Linked DNA regions of Homo sapiens: region 2 is linked to region 1. The links are chromatin loops, found by intact Hi-C in ENCODE. Cell type or tissue: gastrocnemius medialis. All regions are shown on one strand. Links, peaks and the distances in the headings refer to the core of each region. The heading gives the core; the rest is flanking DNA. Region 1 overlaps PRUNE1 (prune exopolyphosphatase 1). Region 2 holds the start of RORC (RAR related orphan receptor C).

Region 1 (8,083 bases), core at 3,877-7,876:
TTTGTGGCTTATTTTTGGTGCTCTCTGACTCAGTTGGACTCACCCAGCCATGCTGAGCCGTCATGAGGCATTAGGCTGTTATCCCCAGTTAGCAGCAAAAAGCTAACCAGAGACAGGCTCCAGGAGGTCACCCGGCCCCTCTACTTTGAGTTATACTGCCCTGAAGAAACCTAGATAGATGGCTTGCTGAGCTTTCCTTTTTAGATATCTTAAACTCTACAAATTCCCCTGAGGGACAGATTCTGGTCTTTAACAAATCCTGAAAGTCACTAATTCCTGCTGCAGACTCAGCTGCTGGAATAAATGAATTGTCTTCATATTGAATTGGGGAGAAGGTCCATTTTAACACCAATTACATAGACATTTTCCTTGTGAAAAACAAATTTGGGGAGTTATTTCAATGCATAAGGCCATTTGGAACCAATCCCTTTTTGTTACCTCTGAGTCCACCACAGGGCGCTTATTGGAGGACTAATGTAGAGTTTTTGGGGCACCGTTCTAAGTGCTAAACAGTTGGATTTTACCCCCCAGTAACCCAAATGACTGGTCTCTTCCACCATTTGGTAAAGTGCCCTTGGACCTGAAACCTCACCAAATAGTATTTCTTTGCATGCATCTACTCTCCAGCATATATCCTCCAGAGCCTCCCCCGACCCCCAGGTTAGTAGTATATTCTCTATTTTTATTTTGTATTTGTTTATTTATTTTCAGCCAGGGTCTCACTCTGTTGCCCTGGCTGGAGTGCAATGGTGTGATCACCTCCCCGGCTCAAGTGATCCTCCCACCTCAGCCTCCCGAAAAAGCTGCGACTATAGGCAGTGCCACCACGCAGGGCTAATTTTTTGTATTTTTATAGAGACAGGGTCTCGCCATGCTGCCCAATCTGGTTTCAAACTCCTGGACTCAAACAATCCCCCTGGCTTGGCTTCCCAAGGTGTTGGAATTACAGGTGTTAGCCACTGTACCCAGCCCGAATAGTATATTCTCTACAGCAATATGAAGCTGGAAAAATACTTGATTTTTCCAATACTGCTGGCATCTCGACCTTTCTCTCCCTGCATTCATCCCCCAAGGAGCAAGATCTAGATCTTCCTTTCAAACTTGTGAACTTGTGAAAGGTGAGATTGTGTCTTAGAGCTTGCATCATCACATAGCCTCTCCAGGGCCTGGAGAAATGAGAAAATTAGACTCTAGGAAGGTTAACAGGGGAACTGATGGCAAGACATACTGGTAGATGCCAACAATTTAAATTGCTTTAATTTTTTTTTTTTTTTTTTTGAGATAGACTCACTCTGTCGCCCAGGCTGGAGTAGGCTCACTGCAACCTCCACTTCCCGAATTCAAGCGATTCTTCTGCCTCAGCCTCCTGAGTAGCTGGGATTACAAGTGTGCGCCACTATGCCTGGCTAAGTTTTGTATTTTTAGTAGAGACAGGGTGTCACCATGTTGGACAGGCTGGTCTTGAACTCCTGACCTCAAGTGATATGCCTGCCTTGGTCTCCCAAAGTGCTGGGATTATAGGCATGAGCCACCACACCCAGCCTAGATTGCTTTAAATTATAGAAGTAGTAAATGTGTATTTCATGAACAAATTTAAATACCAAAGGGATATGAAATGAAAAAGATAAAGATCATTTTTCTTTTCTCCTCTCCATCCAGTTCTCCAGAGGACACCGTTAAGTTTCTTGTGTAAAGAGAGAGAGGTGATTTAGACAGATACACTCTTAAGTTTGAATGTTTCTGTTAAACTACAGTTTAATTATAACTTTCAGAAAATCATGAATGCTCCTCTTTGTGCAGGATAAAGACAGCTGGTAATCCAGCCAAGTCTCCCGTTGCTACCATATTTTTAGTATTTGATACCACAGAAATTTTCTATAGCCTCTGCCACAGAGACAATAGGATGTTCCATTAAAAAAAAATCATTTAACCAAATGTCCTATTTATGGTGACTCATCTTTCACTTCTGAGGGGAGAAATCTTTGCTTCAGGGTGGGGCTGCATTGCAGTTTAGGTGTTCATCCAGGACCCCTTGGATAATGTAGTGTGTGCAGTTCTCAGGCATGAGGCAGGAATCAGGAGCTGGCTCTCCTTAGAAATTTGCAGTCCTGGCATCAGTATTGTTCCTGTTTTCTCTGCTGAGAGGGTTTGTCTCTCTCTGGCTTTCTGTCTCGTTTATTTTTCTCCCCCATTAACTATTCTGAAGAGTAGTTATCATACCATATTCAGCTTTAGAAGGGAAGTGGTTTACTTTGCCAGGCCTAGAATCCCCTCCCTGCCCCCTCCTCTTGAGGCCACAAAGAACATATCAGGATAAGAGAGTCATTTCAACTAGTGGGTGTTTATTCATTTATTTATTTTAATTAATTAATTTTTTTTTTTTTTGAGACAAAGTCTCGCTCTGTCACCAGGCTGGAGTACAGTTGCATGATCTCGGCTCACTGCAACCTCCGCCTGCCAGGTTCAAGTGATTTTCCTGCCTCAGCCTCCCGAGTAGCTGGGACTACAGGCATGTGCCACCATGCCCAGCTAATTTTTGTATTTTTAGTAGAAACGGGGTTTCACCATGTTGGCCAGGATGGTCTCAATCTCTTGACCTCGTGGTCGGCCCACCTCGGCCTCCCAAAGTGCTGGGATTACAGGCGTGAGCCACCGTGCCTGGCCAACTAGTGGGTCTTTAAAAAAAAGAAAAAAGAAAAAAAGTTTGTATTTATTTACTTGTGGCCCTCAGATTGTATTTTTTCCATTGGCAGCTTAGATTTCCTCATGCTGCTAAGTATAGCTGTATTTTCCCTGAACTCTTTCTCTGATGGTCAGAAAACTGAGGCTGTTTGGCTTGTGCTTTCAGCTGGTGGAGGATGGGCTTGGAATTAGGGGTTACACATGTTTTTCTTAAATAAAGAAGAGAATGATGTCTTATAAGTTGGGCAGCCCCACACACGGTTTGCCCAGGGCAGTCTTGGTTTTCCCCTGTGTAATCATTAATAGCACCCCTTTTCATTCTCATAAGCGTCCCAGTTTGAACAATCAAATATATAGTCACCCACCACATAAGCCATGTTAAGGATCAGGGATACATGACCATGAAAAGACAGGGAGCTCCTTAAGATAGAAGTTAAGGTCTGTCTCAGAGCCACAAGTGCTAGAAGCTGGAGGTTTAGAGGAAGAGGATTTCTCTGGGCTGGGTGTTCAGGAAGGCTTCACAGAGAAAGACATTAGGTAGACTTGAACAACGGGGAGAAGTAAAGAAAGAAGATGGGAGATCACATCTTTACTATTTACAGCGTAGGCACTTATGGTACTATCTCATTTAATCCTCCTAACAACATCATGAAATTGGTTACGATATTATTCTCATTTTTTTTGTTTGTTTTTTTGAGATGGAGTCTCACACTGTCACCCAGGCTGGAGTGCAATGGTGGGATCTCGGCTCACTGCAACCTCCGCCTCCCGGGTTCAAGCAATTCTCCCTGCCTCAGCCTCTGGAGTAGCTGAGATTACAGGCACCTGCCACCACACCCGGCTAATTTTTGTGCTTTTTAGTTTCACCATGCTTGCCAGGCTGGTCTCGAACCCCTGACCTGAGGTGATTCGCCCACCTTGGCCTCCCAAAGTGCTGGGATCATAGGTGTGAGCCACCGCGCTCGGCCTATTCTCATTTTTATATGAGGAAAATGAGGCTTAGAGGGTCCAAAGTCCTGCAACAAGTAAGAAGCAGAGCTGGAATTCAACCCCAAAGTCTGTGATCTTTTCAAATAGTAGTTCTGCATTCAAACAGAGAACAAATAGTGCAAAGGGCAGAGCTGGGAATGTGCACATCATGGTTTGCGGGTGGTGAATAGTCCAGTCAGGCCGGGGTGACAGTGGGTGTTGACAGGGGAGAGGAATGCTGCTGCCTCCCTTGGTCACTCCAGTTCCAAGATTTGCTACAAGTCCCAAAGTATTCCTTTTGTATTCATTCCTTTTGGTTACTGTCTAGGTTTGGCTGAGCGCAAGGGGTTCATTGTTCACCTTCCTCTGTAGATGGTTTCTCCTGACTTCAGAACCATACCACTGTATTTGGTCCCTACTTTGTGCTTTTCTGCTTAGCATTCTCTTCATGGTAAGGATCTAACTGAACCTGATTCAGCTGCTGCTTGCAGTGAAGCAACACTGATGTAAATAAGCGTGGAAAGGTTCTCCAGCATCTCTTTGGACCCTGCAGTAGGTCTCTCCTGCTTGCTCTGCCTTTTCTCCACTGCTCTTATGTTTTTCCTCCAGTCAGGGCCATATGCCTCATGTTTATATAGTTTCCTCTCTAGAGAACACTCGCTCCCCCTAACTGCTTCAGTGAGCAAGTTATTTCTGCAGCCTCTTATCTCAAGTGCTTTGCTGTCACTTTGGTCCACAGCCATTTGGGCAGTTCTTGGTCTCCAGGAAACAGAGGTCTCTGGTATCAGGAGGAGGAATTACAAGTCAGAGGAGTTACTATAGGACTGGGGTATTGGGTAGAATTCTTACTGCTTTGGAAAAAAGTAAAGAATCCCCCTACCCCAGTGCTGTTCAGTATGAATGGGCCTTTGCTTCCACACTTTTTTTTTTTTTTGAGACAGAGTCTCGCTCGGTCACCCAGGCTGGAGTGCAGTGGCACGATCTTGGCTCACTGCAACCTCCGCCTCCCGGGTGCAAAAGATTCTCCTGCCTCAGCCTCCCGAGTAGCTGGGACTACAGGCACCCGCCACCACGCCTGGCTAATTTTTTGTATTTTTAGTAGAGACGGGGTTTCACCAGGTTAGCCAGGATAGTCTCGATCTCCTGACCTTGTAATCTGTCCGCCTCGGCCTCCCAAAGTGCTGGGATTACAGGCGTAAGCCACCGCGCCCGGCCTGCTTCCAAACTCTTGAAGTAGACTTAGAGAAATAGGCATGGGGAGGACCTCAGGGCAAACTTCTTTAGGGGCCCTTTGGGCAGAACCCGGACAGATAACCTCTGTCTTCTGTATTTCTCTCCAGGGATGGGAGTAGGAGATGGCGACGAGGGTGGTTTAAAAACAAAAACCTATCTCGTAACTGGATGGGGCAATTGATACCACCAGAAGTCTTCTAAAATTGCCCTTTTTGAGCTGTGGCTTTCCAGTGGGGGAAGAGAAGAGTGATAGCCTGTATAGGGAAGATGATTCTAGGTTTCCCTAGATTCCCTTTTTTTCTTAAAGTTACATTAGTTGATAACTATTCTTTGCTATGTGTTACTCCTCTGAACCTTCCCACTTTGCTAAACTCTTGAGTCTAGCAAATCTTCCCTGATTGAAGAAGTCAGACTATATGGATTTTCACCTTCTTGTAACCCAGTAGTTCTCAACTGGGGGCAGTTTTGCCCCCCAGGGAACATTCAGCAAGTCTGGAGACATTTTTGTTTGTCACGACTTAGGGTGCTACTGGCATCCATGTGGGTAGAGGCTAGGGATCCTGCCAAATATCCTATAATGCACAGGACAGCCTCCACAAAAAAAGAATTATCCGGCTGGGCATGGTGGCTCATGCCTGTAATCCAAGCATTTTGGGAGGCCGAGGCAGCTGTATCACTTGAGCCCAGGAGTTCGAGATCAGCATGGGCAACATGGTAAAACCCCATCTCTACAAAAAATGCAAAAATTTGGCTGGGCGTGGTGGCTCACGCCTGTAATCCCAACACTTGGGGAAGCTGAGGCGGGCGGATCACCTGAGGTCAGGAGTTCAAGACCAGCCTGGCCAACATGGTGAAACCCTGTCTCTACTAAAAAATACAAAAATTAGCTGGGTGTGGTGGCGCACGCCTGTAGTCTACTACAGCTACTCGGGAGGCTGAAGGGGGAGAATCACTTGAACCCAGGAGGCAGAGGTTGCAGTGAGCCCAGATTGCACCACTGCACTCCAGCCTGGGCGACAGAGTGAGACTCCATCTGAAAAAAAAAAAAAAAAACAAGGGCCGGGCACGGTGGCTCATGCCTGTAATCCCAGCACTTTGGGAGTCTGAGGCGGGCGGATCACGAGGTCAGGAGTTCAAGACCAGCCTGACCAACATGGTGAAACCCCGTCTCTACTAAAAATACAAAAATTAGCCGAGCATGGTGGCATGTGCCTGTAATCCCAGCTACTCAGGAGGCTGAGGCAAGAGAATCTCTTGAACCCAGGAGGTGGAGGTTACAGTGAGCCGAGATCACACCACTGTACTACAGCCTGGGCGACAGAGTGAGACTCCATCTCAAAAAAAAAAAAAAAAAAAAATTAGTCGGGCATGGTGGCGGGTGCCTGTAGTCCCAGCTACTCAGGAGGCTGAGATGGGAGGATCACCTGAGTCTGGGAGGTGGAGTCTGCAGTGAGCCGTGATTGCGCCATGCACTCCAGCCTGGGTTACAGAGTGAGACCCTGTCTCAAAAAGTAAAAGTTAAAAAAAGAAAAAGAATTATCTAGTCCAAAATACCAGTCATGCTGAAATTGAGAAACCCTGCTATATTTAGTGTGTCTCATTTTGTCTGTCTCATCCCATCCTCTCTCAGAACCAGGCTGAGATAGAAGTTCAAAAGTAAACTGGTGGGCTGGGCATGGTGGCTCACACCAACATTTTGGGAGGCTGAGGTGGGCGGATCACTGGAGGTCAGGAGTTCACGACCAGCCTGGCCAACATGGCAAAACCCCATCTCTACCAAAAATACAAGAATTAGCCGGGCATCATGGCGCATGCCTATAGTCCCAGGTACTCAGGAGGATGGTGCAGGAGAATTGCTTGAACCCAGGAGGTGGAGGTTGCCGTGAGCCAAGATAGTGACACTGCACTCCAGCCTGGGCAACAAAGTAAGACCCTGTCTCAAAAAAAAAAAGTAAGCAGGTAAGACAGAAGTATTGTGCCATATGCTGGGCCATAGGCTTTCTGGTCTCATTCCACCCAGCAGAATGCTTATACCTGGAATGAAATGATATAAGTACCTGCCTCATTGGGTTAAAGATTAAATGATTGATTAATGCATGAAAAAATATGAGAATAATGCCTGGCACATTCAATAAATGCTTAAAACCAAACAAAACCCAAGACCCTGTCACCCCGATTTTGGGCACTCCAGTTTTAGTATATTTTATTTTATTTATTTATTTGAGATGGAGTTTCGCTCTTGTTGCCCAGGCTGGAGTGCAAAGGCGCAATCTCGGCTCACTGCAACCTCCGTCTGCCGGGTTGAAGCAATTCTCCTGTCTCAGCCTCCTGAGTAGCTGGGATTACAGGCGCATACCACCATGCCTGGCTAATTTTTGTATTTTTAGTAGAGATGGGGTTTCATCATATTGGTTAGGTTGGTCTCAAACTCCTAACCTTAGGTGATCCGCCCGCCTCAGCCTCTCAAAGTGTTGGGATTACAGGCGCCAGCCACCACGCCCAGCCCTGGACTAGATCTTACTTTTAACCTTTATTCTCAAAGCCTCTTCACCTGCAATCATGATTTAGAAGTGTAAGCATTCGGCCGAGCACGGTGGCTCACGCCTGTAATCCCAGCACTTTGGGAGGCCAAGGCGGGCGGATCACCTGAGGTCGGGAGTTCGAGACCAGCCTGACCAACATGGAGAAACCCCATCTCTACTAAAAATACAAAATTAGCTAGGTGTGGTGGCGCATTCCTGTAATCCCAGCTACTTGTGAGGCTGAGGCATGAGAATCTGGTCAAAACTCCATCTCAAAAAAAAAAAAAAAAAAGTATAAGCATTCTTTTACCTATTATGAAAATGGGAAGAAAATAATCAACCAGGGTTGATATGCCCAAGAGCATGCCTTGAATGTATCAGCTACCCCAAATTCCCTTTTTTGACTGTTTGAGTGCCCAAAGAAGATAAGAAATCCGAAGTTTATTTACTGCTCTATAAGTTAACATTGAAGGAGATAGGAGGAAAGAACACTTTTCTACAAACTGGATATAGGTAGAATGCTATAAGCTTAGCTGAAACACTTATGCCATCTATGGAATGAGGACCCATTAGATTATTTGACCTACCTCCTCTGTGAAGATCAATGAGAGGAAGTGTGTGAAGCCCTACATGAGTATAAGGTAGATGGAGAGGCCAGGCACAGTGGCTCATACCTG
Region 2 (11,820 bases), core at 3,694-7,693, 820 kb after region 1:
CCCACCCTTGCTCTGCTGGAAGGCACAGGAACCCCAGACATCTGCCCACCAACTGTTGGCCCAGGGCTCCAAGCCAGGAAAAGGGTGAGGCCGAGGTCTTTCCAATCCCATCTCCATTGCCTTGCTTCCCCGGTCAAATGGGTGACTGACCCTGGAGAACCACACACACACATACACACACACCCCACACACACACGCACACACACACATGCACACACACGCAGGCATGTGCCCGGGTGCACCCTGACTGGATTCCACATAGTCCTCATGTCCCTGGATTGGGCAGAAAGCCTGGTGGCTTTGAGGCCTGGACGCGGGGATTCTGTGCCCTGCTGCCTGCCAACCTCAGTTGACTCTCGCTGTCCTGTTGCTTCAGAGCACAGCAACTGCTCTGGCCTCCTTTTACTCACAAGCAGGCTGGAGGCACAGAGGGAAACACCGTAACAAGGGAAACACTGTAACAGGAGAGTGCGTTCAGGGCCCCTAGTAATTACCAGCCCCCATCAGATACCAGCTGTGTAACATTGGGCCAAGTACGCGGCCTCCTTGGCTCTCAGTCTTTTTGTAAAATTAAGGGCCTGGATACCTCAGATACTTTTGGAGGTTCTTTTTGGAACTCAGGAATTCCTCAACAGTCCTCTTACCATTGCTGCTGTCAGGGAGCCGCCTGGCCAGCAGGACTCCCCAGCTGCTCCACCCATCTCCCAACAGATCTTGACCTTGACCAGGACGCACCCTGCTTTGCTCAGATTTGCTCACACTGTTCCCAAGACATCCTCCTTTCCAGAGGGGTGACGACAGGGTCCAGGCTCCCCCGCCCCCAGGTGGCCCCATTCACTTACTTCTCATGACTGAGCCTTGGCTCTGCCGGCCTTGGCTCCCTGTCCTTCTCAGCAGGGGGTGGTCCAGGAGTGGGGTGCAGCTGGCGGCAGAGGCGGGGCGAGGCCCTCTCAGCAGCGCCTCAGCCTGAAGCTCTGCACCTAGCTCTCTCCCCCAGTGCTTCTGGACTGGGGGGTTTAAGCTCTGCACCACACAGGTGGCCAAGTGACAACCCCCCACCCCACCCCCAAGGGGTGCAGTGAGTAGGATGACAGGCGCCCCACGTGGCCAATCTGGGCCTGGGGCAGGGTGTGAGGGGAGGGGCAGCCAATCGTAGGGGGCGTTGGAAAATTCCAAAACCACATGCGACAGCCACACGCGGTAAAAGCTGTTTCCACCCGCCAGGGTAGTTCTGGCTGGGGAGCCAGAATGGAGCTCACACGAGCCTGAAGCCAAATTTCTACTCCTCCTACCCCCGAGGACCTTCCAAGCCTGACCCTCTTTGCCAGGTGACTTCAGGGACAGGGATGTTTTCAGAGGTAAGTCACAGGATGTCTGCCTGGGGTGGTGGCATGTGCCACCTGACACCCTGTGGACTGCCAACAGCCATACCCAGTGTGGTGCAGCCTGGGGGGCTGTCCCACCACTCCCATGCCCACGCTCCTCCCTGCAGACACCACATATATCTTGCGCTAGGGAATACATGGAAATGATAGAAGCAGTAATAATCACCAGGCAAATACCCACAATCCACAGAAGGAAACCAGAAATTTCCTTAGGAGCCAAACTGCTGAAATTGGAGTGTAGATAATGATCATCATCACCATCATCATACTCATAATCATAATAATAGTGCTTACTATTATGTGTCAGAAATGGTTCTCGATGTTTTATGTGGATAATCTAATCCTCACAAAATACTTTATGTGGGCCGGGGGCAGTGGCTCACGCCTGTAATCCCAGCACTTTGGGAGCCCAAGGTGGGTGGATCACCTGAGGTTAGGAGTTCGAGACCGGCCTGGCCAACATGGTGAAACCCCATCTCTACTAAAAATACAAAAATTAGCCAGGCATGGTGGCGAGCACCTGTAGTCCCAGCTACTCAGGGGGCTGAGGCAGGAGAATCGCTTGAACCCGGGAGGCGGAGTTTGCAGTGAGCTGAGATAATGCCACTGCACTACAGCCTGAGCAACTGAGTAAGACTCTGTCTCAAAAAGAAAAAATAAAAAAACTTTATGAAGTAGCTACCATTATCCTCATTTCGAGGAGGAAAGTGAGACACAGAGAGGTTAAGTAACTTGCCCAAGGTTACACAGCTAGTAAGTGGCAGAGTCAGGATTCAAGCCCAGGCAGACTGGCTTCGGATCCCACTTGAAGGATGGGAGGGTTTCTCTGGTTCAAGTCTGCTTTTGAGGGTGTCTCAGCCTGGGAGGTCCCTCGGTATGTGAGTCTCTCTGGAGTGTTTTTTGGCCTGGGGGAGGGGGGTCCTTCTCAGGGGCCAAACAATTCCAGAGACCTTCTCAGCCTCTTAGGTGCTTTGTGGGGTACATTGGCTTTGAGAGTCCCTCTTCAGGGCCCCTCAGTATTCAGGCTCCCTCTTGGTCTGGGGAGTTCCCCCGGGTTCCCCATCTTGGACCCCCATCTTGGGGTTGTCTCAATTCAGGAGCCAATTTTCAGAGTCTCTCGGCCTGGGGGAGGCCTTAATGTCTCCTGGATTCTGTGGGGCAAACTCCTGAGAGGTGTCTGATCTTGCTGGGACTCCAGACCCTCTCATCCAGGCACAGGCCTTTCCTTGCCTTCCTGGGCCTTCCTGGGGCTTCAGGAGCTGGGCCGTGGAGTGGGGGAGAGGCTGTCAGCCTGGATCCTCAGGACAACACTCTTGGGGTGGGGACACGAGGACTGGTGGGATGGGAAAGGGATAAGGAGGTATAGTCCTGGCTGAGGTTTCTGAGGTCAGGGGTTAAGGGTAGGAATAGGGTTTGACCTCTCCCAGTTCCTGCTGCTCCGAAAGTCCCCCTACTCCCCCCACCCACATAAGGTCCGTGACCCCCCTCCCCCAGCTCACCCGCGTCACTCCCTGACCCGCTTTCCTCCCGGGGCCCTGCTCAGCATTTCCGTGGGGCCCTGTGGCTAGGGGCAGGCGAGACACTGATCAGGATTATGCTGAGCAAAGCAACCCCCACCCAGGAGGAGGTAGCATCCTGGATGGCCCTCAGCCCTGGGCTGCCCAGCTCATGGAGAAGGGCAATGCTTTGCTCTCTGAGATGTCTCTACTTGGAACAGGGAGGCTCTAGACAATTTTGGCATTGGGCGAGATGGCAGTGAGCTCTCAGGAGGAACTGGCAAGGCAGTCAAGGGACGGCTATGGAGAAATGGTGTGGCCACTCCTACCCTGGAGGGATCCTCTCGATTCAGGGACCCATGCTCACAGAAGGGCACGCATGGCCCTGATGGGCATAGCTTTGGGACTGTGTGCATTCTCTGGGGGACTAGCCTTTGCCACAAACTAGGAGAGGAGAGCTGATGTGCTGAGTGGTCCCTAGAGAGGATTCTTATTCACTAGCGTCCACTGGGAAGTCCTCTCTGAGCTCTAGTGCCCTTCTTACCTGCTGTAGTCTGGCTTTCAGGGCCCCAGGACACAGAGTGCCCCTGTCCATTCTGTTTCCTACAGAGATAAAGCTCTCCTGCTCTCTAGTCCTGCACAGGCTGGCTCCAGGCTTGTTCACACCTCAGGATGTGTTAACCACAGAGATGAACACCAAACCTGGCTCAGGACCACAGAGCTTGGTGCAGGCTGGGCACAGTGGCCCATGCCTGTAATCTCAGCACTTTGGGAGGCCGAGAGGGGTGGATCACAAGGTCAAGAGTCTGAGACCAGCCTGACCAACATGGTGAAACCCCGTCTCTACTAAAAATACAAAAATTAGCCAGGCGTGGTGGTGGGTGCCTGTAGTCCCAGCTACTCGAGAGGCTGAGGCAGGAGAATCGCTTGAACCTGGGAGGTGGAGGTTGCAGTGAGCCGAGATTGTGCCATCGTACTCCCGCCCAGGCGACAGTGTGAGACTCTGTCTCAAAAAAAAAAAAAAAAAGCCTGGTGCAGGCTCCCTGTCTCCCTTGGCAGCAGCGCTGAGTTCCTGAGTTCCTGAGGCCACCCCGCCTCCGCACACCCCCCTACCTCTATCTCCTTCCTTCCCCGGCCTGGCAGTCGGCCCCACCCCCTCCCATCTCCCTGCCTCTGTCCAGCATTTCTCCTCGCCTTTTTTCACAAGGCGGTTCCCTTTTCCTTTGTTCTCTCCTGGTTTCTTTACAGTGTTTCCTTTCATGCTTCAGGCTTCTTCCTCATCTCCTCCCACTGCCCTGATCTGTGGTTTCCTCGCACCTCCCCTTGCTTTCCTGTTGCCTGCCATCTCTTCCTGACTCCTCCACCTCTGTCCAACCTCAGTCCCCCCACAGATCACTTGCTGAATTATTCTCCATCTCATTATGCCCCAGCCATTTTCTTGCCCCGGACCCCCTACTCACAGGTGTGGGTCTTCTTTGCAGCCAGCAGCTCTGTAAAGACAAGAGAGGGGGTTGACGTCAAAGGTTGAAGATCATGAGGGGCTGAGACACTTTCCCCACTCCTAGGATCCCACTGCCGCACTCCTTCCCTCAGAGCCTGGCGTCTGAAGGGCAGGCAGGCCACCCCCTGCAGTGCCCCTCTCTCCTCCTCTGCCCTTGGGCCACACTGGCCCTCTTCCAGGTACCCAGAAGTGTCAGGCTCCTCACTGCCTCTGGGACTCCCCCAAGCTGCTCCTTTGCCTAGAATGCCTGTCCCTCCTGTACCCCTTAATCTAGCCAACTTCTCTTTCTCCCTCAGGTCTCTGATTATGTTTCTTCCTTGGAGAAGCCACACACACCCCCTTCCCCTGCCCTTGTGCTGACACATTTAGCTCCTTGCATTTTATTTCCTGGCACTCACCATGTCACCAACTGTCACCTAACTGCTGTAATTGTGTCATTGTCTATGAAATGGGTCTTTCCTGCCAAATTGTAAAGCCCTGTGAAGGCAGGGACTGTGTTGGTCTTATTTACTTTGTAATTTCATTGGAGGTGCACAAGAAATATCCTACAGCCAGAGTTAAATCTCTGTGGGACTGAAATCTCTTGGTTGCTTATCTATGCCTGAAAACACCAGGGCTTCAGAGATGTGGGGGTTGGGAGTAGGGGGAGAGGATGTTTGGAGGAAGAGGAGGGGAGAGTTGCAAATACAGACCCCTCTCTGGCTTCCACGGGCCAGGCTTCCCTGGCCTACCAGCCTGAAGAGGAAGGCCTCCCTTCTCTGCTGCTGCTGCGTGGCCGGGTCTGGGTGGAGATTGGGCAGTAGGGAGCATGAGTGGGTCGATGGGGGTCACATGGATACTCGGACCTCCAGGGGGAGCAGCCGTTGAGGGGAGGGCCTTAGCTGGAGCATGGTTGGTGGGTGGGGGGGTGTCACCCATTCATGCAGTTAACATCTATGAAACACCTAGCCAGGGAGCCCCTGGAAAGAGGATTCCCCTGCCAGACCTTGGCCCATTTCCTACATCCACATAGCAGCTCATCACAGAACACATGGCCAGTCTTTTGTCTCAGAAAGCCCTTCAACCATGCCCTATACCCCCTATAGCTTCCCTAACCTCTGACTCTATTCTGTTATTTTTTTCCTTCTGCTGTTCAGTCTTGACACCTGACATACACACACACACACACACACACACACACACACACACACACAGTGCCCTTCTGCCCGGGAGATGCTCCCCACTGGCAGGCCGTGGTCACTAGGCTGTGTGGAGGCGAGTGGCCTGATGGCCTGGGCTCTGCTGGGGTGAGGGAGGAGAAAAGACTGCCCCGAGGTGGCAAGGCCCCACCCAGCCCCGCCCACCTCCCCTTGCTCCTGCCTGGCCCCACCCAGCTTCCTCCCTGACGTGGCACCGGCTCCTGGCCTCTAGCCTTGCACCTCAGAGCAGTCCTGTGGTGGGGGTGCTCCCCTTGCTCACCCAGGCAGCCAGTTCTTCCTCCACCAGGTGGCCCTGGAGCTTGGTGGCTCTGGCCCTCAAACTTTCCTCCTCCATGCTCACAGCTGACCAAGCCTGTGGCCCTGCGATCCTGCTCTGAGGGGGTTCCTGACTTGGACCATGGGTGGGGCCAAGGACGGCCTGACATTCTGTCCTTCCCTGCTGATGGCCCAGTGCCCCACATTCTCTGCAGAGATGAAATCCCACATCCCTGGGTGAGTGGCGAGGAAAGGACCAGGCTACGTGGTCATGGGCAGCTGACAGGGTGTGGTTCCCCCTGCCACACTCCCCAAGTCTGTCACTCCTTAAAGGACAGGTTTCTCCACTGGTGAATGAACAGAAGGTGGAGCAGCCAGCCTCCCGGCCACTGCTGTCTGGGGTCCTGGCCAGATCAAGGAAGCAGTGTCCCTGTGCCTCCTGGGGGGTAAGCCCACACCTGGGAGGGCCTGTCCACATTCTGACCCCTCGCTGGGTCTAGATCTGGCTCCCCTGACTTGGCTCTTCCCTCCCCATCTACCCTCCAACCTGTTTCTTCCTTCTCCCGCTTCTCCCTTTCTTTCCTGTTTCTCTCCTTTTGCGATTTCTTCTCCTCTGTCATCTCCCCAGCCCCTCCTCCTGTTTCTCCTCCAGTTTCACTCCCTGCCAACCCAGGGCTTTCTCCTCTGCACTCTTGTCCCTCCCTCCCCTCCTCACTTCTTGCCCAGTCTCTTGCCATTTCTGCCCTCCTCTGAACCTCCAGCAGTCTCTTCCACCTGCAGGCAGGGCCATGGGCCTCTTACCCCGTGAGGCTCGGTGCTGTCTCTGTGGGGCCCTGTCCATGGGGCAGCTCCCTTGGTGCCGTCCTGGCTGCCCTGGCTGCCCAGGAGGGCAGGGAGCAGGGCCCAGGGGAGGGAGGAGGGCGGAGGGTGGAAGGCGGGAGCACCTGGCCCTCCAGCAGGCAGGGAAAAGGAGTGGCTGGCAGAGTGTCCTGGCACCAGGAGGGGACATGAGGAGAGACCAGTGGACCAGTGCATGGAGCCTTGAGGAGAAACAGGACAGGAGAAAGGAAGGGAACTAGCATTTATTAATCACTTACTGTGTGCTGGGCCCTTTGCAGGACACTTTATGTAAATCCATGCTTTTACTTTGTGTAAATATTCACAGCACCCACCACAGGGAAACATTATTATTCCAGATTGATCAGTGAGTGGAGGGATTCTCAGAGATATTAATGATTTTGCCCAAGGACTCACACAAGAACAATAAATGGGTGAGCTATGATTTGGACCCAAGTCTTTGTGACTTTAGAATCCTGTGATTTCTACCTAAGACAGGTGACAGGCATAGGGGAGATGGAGAGGGCAGGTTTGGGGGACTGTGTCTCTTCTCTAGGATGCAGTCAGACTCCTCCCAGTGACTGTTCAGTTCCCTGAGGCCTCTGCCTGCTCGGCCCCTGCCCCTAACCCTTGCTGCTCTTGCCAGGACTCCCTGACCCCCTGATGCTTCTACGTGCTCCTCATCTGTTGGGGCAAGGGGCAGGCCTGGAGGAGTGCCTGGAGGCAGAGAAGCCATGGTGGGGAAGAGGAGAGGAGAGATGCTGCACTGGACTCATTGGGAGAAGGAGAGGCTCCCAGACCTAGTGGCCCACACTGAGGCCTGCAGTGAAGGCTCTGAAGGGGGCCAAGAGGACGAGGCTTCTGGGGATCCTGGTGCTGCTTTTCTCCTGCATGGCCTGGGCCCAGAGTTTGATTAGCTGGGCCTGACTCTCCTGGTTACCCAACAAGCAACTGGCCAGGGGCCAGGCTGCAGCAAGAGGCTCCCTGGCACCTCCTCCTGCTCTCGTTCCCAGCTGGTAAACAGCAGAGCAGGAGTCAGCCATGCCACAGCCTCGTGACTCGCCCACTCCCCCCCACCTGGTGCACGTGGCACCTGGCATGGAGAGGGCAAGCAGCTGTCCCTTCCCTCTTCTGCCGTCTCGTCTCGCCATCCTCCACTCCTGCCCAACCCTGGAGCTTCACACTCTGCTACCATCAGCACCTCTGTTCTTAGGTAGCTCCCAGAGTCTCCCCATGGCTGCAGATTGAGAGATAAAGGTAGAAGTGGAGAAGGACTTTTCAACTCCTAGGGTCATTGACAGTGGATGAGTAGTGAGAAAGAGGAGGGGAAGTTTTGGGGACCTTCTGCACTGAGTCTAAGGGTATGTGCCTATGCCTCTGAGGCTCTGATTATCCCCCGTGTTCTTTTGGTAAATGTGGGCCCACGCATCCATGTATGCATCTCTGCACAGAACAGGATGTTGGTCTGTTTGGGGGCTCTGCACCTTGGGCAGGTTTGGAGTGAGAGGTAAAGTGCTTTGCAGCTCCCTTCCCCCCCGCCCCCCCAGCACCCTCCAGCTGACAGGAGGAGCCAGCAACATGCCGGGCGTGGGAGTGCAGGGGAGATGCCGTTCTGCTCCCCTCCTCCCCAGAACTCCTCAGTTATCCCCCATCTCTCTGTCTCTCTTTGCTGGCTCCTGCCTGTCTGTGGCTCTTCTCCAGCTGTCCCCTCTCTATCTTTTCTCCTTTTTAGGCCTCTCTTCCTCTTGACTCTGGGTCTCCCAGGGGCCCTTCGTGACTACCTCTTCTACAACCCACCAATTGCAGGCACAGAGTGGAGGTCACGTAGAATGCTTGCGGATGGACACAGAGCATCCCCAGACACTGCAGGCACAGCTGACTCCCCAGTTGTGCCACTTTGTGCTACTATGTAGGGTGGGGAGGAAGTGACTGGAGATTTAGAAGACAGTATCCTGACCTCTAGGCCTAGGAGTGTCACATGCTTCCTAGGCATTCTCTACCTCTCCCCTGCCCTAAGCATGGATAGTTTGAGTTTTTTTTCTCCCCAGGGCAAGAAGATCCCTTGGTTATCCTTATGGGAAGTTCCCCCTCTTGTCTAAACTTTCTCCCTCTTGCTGCAATCACAGCCCCTTATCTGGAAGAATCGTCCTTTCAAAGCAGGGCGGTGGTTATTTCCTCTTCAAATACAATCTTATATAAGGAAGGGGCTGATAGGGATCAGAGAATCATTTCATCCCCACGTGCCCAGTCCCCTTATTGGGGAAATCTCCATGCTGGGGGCAAACACTCTGGAAGGGATGGGAGGTGGTGGTGGTGGCTTGGAACTGGGGAGCAGTCCCCAGCATCTCTTTCCTTCCTTCCCCAACCCTAAACCACAGAAACCACTTAAAGCTCAGCACAAATCTGCCCTTTCAGGGAGGGCCTGGGGGTCAAGGTGGAAAATATGTGGAGCCTGGGTAGTCTGCGGTGGCACACACTTCCCCAGCCCCATCCTTGGAGGGCCCTCTCCTTGGGATGCCTGATCCAGTGATTAGGGACCACTTTTCTTTGGGTTCTAGGGGGTTCCATGCCTGGGGACGCCTCAACCCACTGGAGTGACTCAGGGATGGGTTGTGCCTCAACCGTTGAAAAAGGACAGCCCAGGCTCTGTAACCTTCGGTAGCCTCCAGATCTCACAGTCCCCACCCCTCCCCCTTCTTGTCACAAAGGCCACTGTGGGTGGAGGAACAGTGGGAGTTTGACCCTAGCTCCTGGCCTTGAACTTTCCACAGTGACCCTGCTTGTACCTCTCCTCTACCAATTAACATTTATAGTCACACAGGCTTGGAGGTGGCAAGAAGGGTTTAAATGCTGGGGCAGAATCACTTATAAGAATGTGGTCTGCCATTTACTAGCTGTAGGCCCTGAGGGAAATCTCAGCCCTCAGCTACCACATCAGTAAAAATGGGGCAATAATACCTGTCCTAACTAGTGGATTTTTTTGTTTTGTTTTGTTTTTGAGACAAGGTCTCACTTTGTCACCCAGGCTGGAGTGCAGTGGCGTGATCTCAGCTTACTGCAGGCTTGACCTCCTGGGTTCAAGAGGTCCTCCTGCTTCAGCCCCCCAAGTAGTTGGGACTACAAGTGCATGCCACCACATGCAACTAATTTTTGCATTTTTTGTAGAGATGGGGTTTCACCATGTTGCCCAGGCTGGTCTCAAACTCCTGAGCTCAGGTAATCTGCCCGCCTCAGCCTCCCACATTTATCCACTTATCAAAGTGTTAGGATTACAGTCATGAGCCACCACACCTGGCCTCTGACTAGTGTTTATAGAAGTGCTTTGGGGCCAGAGCAATCTGCACACTGGAGGGTTTCTTAGGACCTCCTCACTCCCATGTTTCTGTACTTTAGCTACCCAGGATGTTCCTCCAGCAATGCTAGGGCCCCCATCACAGAGCCTCAGGGCTGTGAATGCTGAGTGAACTGCTCCTGGGAGGAGTGGCCTTGGATTTCCTCACAGCTTCCCCTAAGCAGTTGGGGTGGCAGTGGGGGTGTCTGGGTGGAGTCAGGTCAGAACCTTTCCCTCCAGCCAGGGCTGTTCCCCAGGCAAGCTTACTTAACCTATCTATCTGATCCATTTCTTTCTTTGTAAAGTGGGAATAATAATACCTACTCTCCTGAGTGGTTGTGACGCGGTGGCTTACGCCTGTAATCCCAGCACTTTGGGAGGCCGAGGTGGGTGGATCATGAGACCGAGACCGAGATCATGAGACCAAATCAGGAGATCGAGACCATCCTGGCTAACACGGTGAAACCCCGTCTCTACTAAAAATACAAAAAACCAGCGGGTGTGGTGGCACGCGCCTGTAGTGGCAGCTACTCGGGAGGCTGAGGCAGGAGAATCACTTGAACCTGGGAGGTGGAGATTGCAGTGAGACGAGATCGCACCACCGCACTCCAGCCTGGGCAACAGAGTGAGACTCCGTCCCCCCACCCCAAAAAAGAGGAATACTAATATCTACTCTACTGAGTGGTTGTGATGATCAACTGAGATAACACAGATAAAGTTCAGGACCTGGTCCAAAGTACTATGGTTAAAAAAAAAAAGTTTCCTCTCCTCCCTCCCTCTTTCTGTCCCTATAATCTTCCCTTCTCTTTATCTGACCCCTCTTTTCTATTCCCTTTCTTGCTTTATTTTTCTCTGTAACATATCACCAAGTAGCATTCTTTACATTTTAATGGCTTATTTTATCACTTTTCTGATCCCCATGTCTGTTTAATCACTGCTGTATCCAATGCCTGCCACCTGATGGACCTTCCCGAAGTATTTGTTGAAGGAATGCATGAATGAAGGTTCTACGGCCTCTAACTTTCTTTCCAGATACTTTCAAATGGGCATCAAATCCAGTTTCTCACCAAGGGTTGTTATGGGAGAATTTGGGGGCTGAAATAGAAATCCAGTACTAGGGGTAGACCTAAATCTATAGGTAGACTTCCCAGAATTCAAACATGGGATTTTAAACTGGCAGGGTACGAAACCTTTGCAGAGCTACCATCTTAGGGAAGGAGGCCCCTTTTAGAGTGACTTGATTGGGAGGCAGCAGCTGGCAGTGGGGGGTATTATCTTGAAGTGATTAAGAGTCCACACTCTGGAGCCAGACTCCCTGAATTCTTCCCTTTACTAGCTATGTGAGTCCTAGTTCTTCCCTTTACTAGCTATGCGAGGCCCAAGATCCCATTGGATAATAATAGTATTTACACCCTAATAGAAGGTGCTGGGAGGAATAAATGGCTTGACTAATTGTTGGAACAGTTCCTCATGTGGTTATAATCCATGTGTAGTAGTTAGCACTTAGGATTGTTTGGTCAATGCCACCACCTGGTGGACACCTGGAGCAAGAGTTCTCTGGCCTAGGGCTGGGTGGTGCGGACCCAATCAGGGAAGGGAGAAGGAACTGGAGAGCTGTCTGAATGAAGCCGTGTGTGTGTGTGTGTGTGTGTGTGTGTGTGTGTGTGTGTCTCTGTGTGTGTGTCTCTGTGTGTGTGTGTGTGTGTGTGTGTGTGTGTGTGTGTTGGAATTTAACGTGTCCAGGTGCTGAGGCTTTTGAGGTTTTGTCAGATCCCGCAAGCTTAGCCCTGGTGCAGGCCACAGCTGGCACCATGAA

Evidence for each region. A loop is a pair of places that touch in the nucleus more often than their neighbours do. Peaks named below come from ENCODE experiments on the same cell type or tissue, not always from the same donor. Only the 100,000 strongest peaks of a DNase experiment are listed, where the experiment ranks them.
Region 2: a loop joins it to region 1, with 4 times the contacts of the local background. A loop is called at or near these places in 1 of 110 quality-filtered maps.

What each region holds. Positions count from the first base shown.
Region 1 is chr1:151,009,413-151,017,495 of GRCh38, forward strand. The region is part of intron 1 of PRUNE1 (prune exopolyphosphatase 1); the gene reads left to right. Among named protein-coding and RNA genes, the nearest start is that of PRUNE1, 5.0 kb to the left of the region's middle. In gastrocnemius medialis, for the core only: no CTCF peak of the experiment used is centred there; no DNase peak of the experiment used is centred there.
Region 2 is chr1:151,825,088-151,836,907 of GRCh38, forward strand. It overlaps RORC (RAR related orphan receptor C), which reads right to left and starts at 6,715. Exons shown (of 11, transcript NM_005060.4): 1 at 6,638-6,715; 2 at 4,342-4,371. The coding sequence starts at 6,677. RefSeq lists enhancers at 1-702, 3,964-4,649, 5,336-6,023. In gastrocnemius medialis, for the core only: a CTCF peak has its summit at 5,855 (motif pointing right); DNase peaks (open chromatin) are centred at 3,954, 5,794 and 6,794; H3K4me3 peaks cover 1,835 bases; H3K27ac peaks cover 4,000 bases.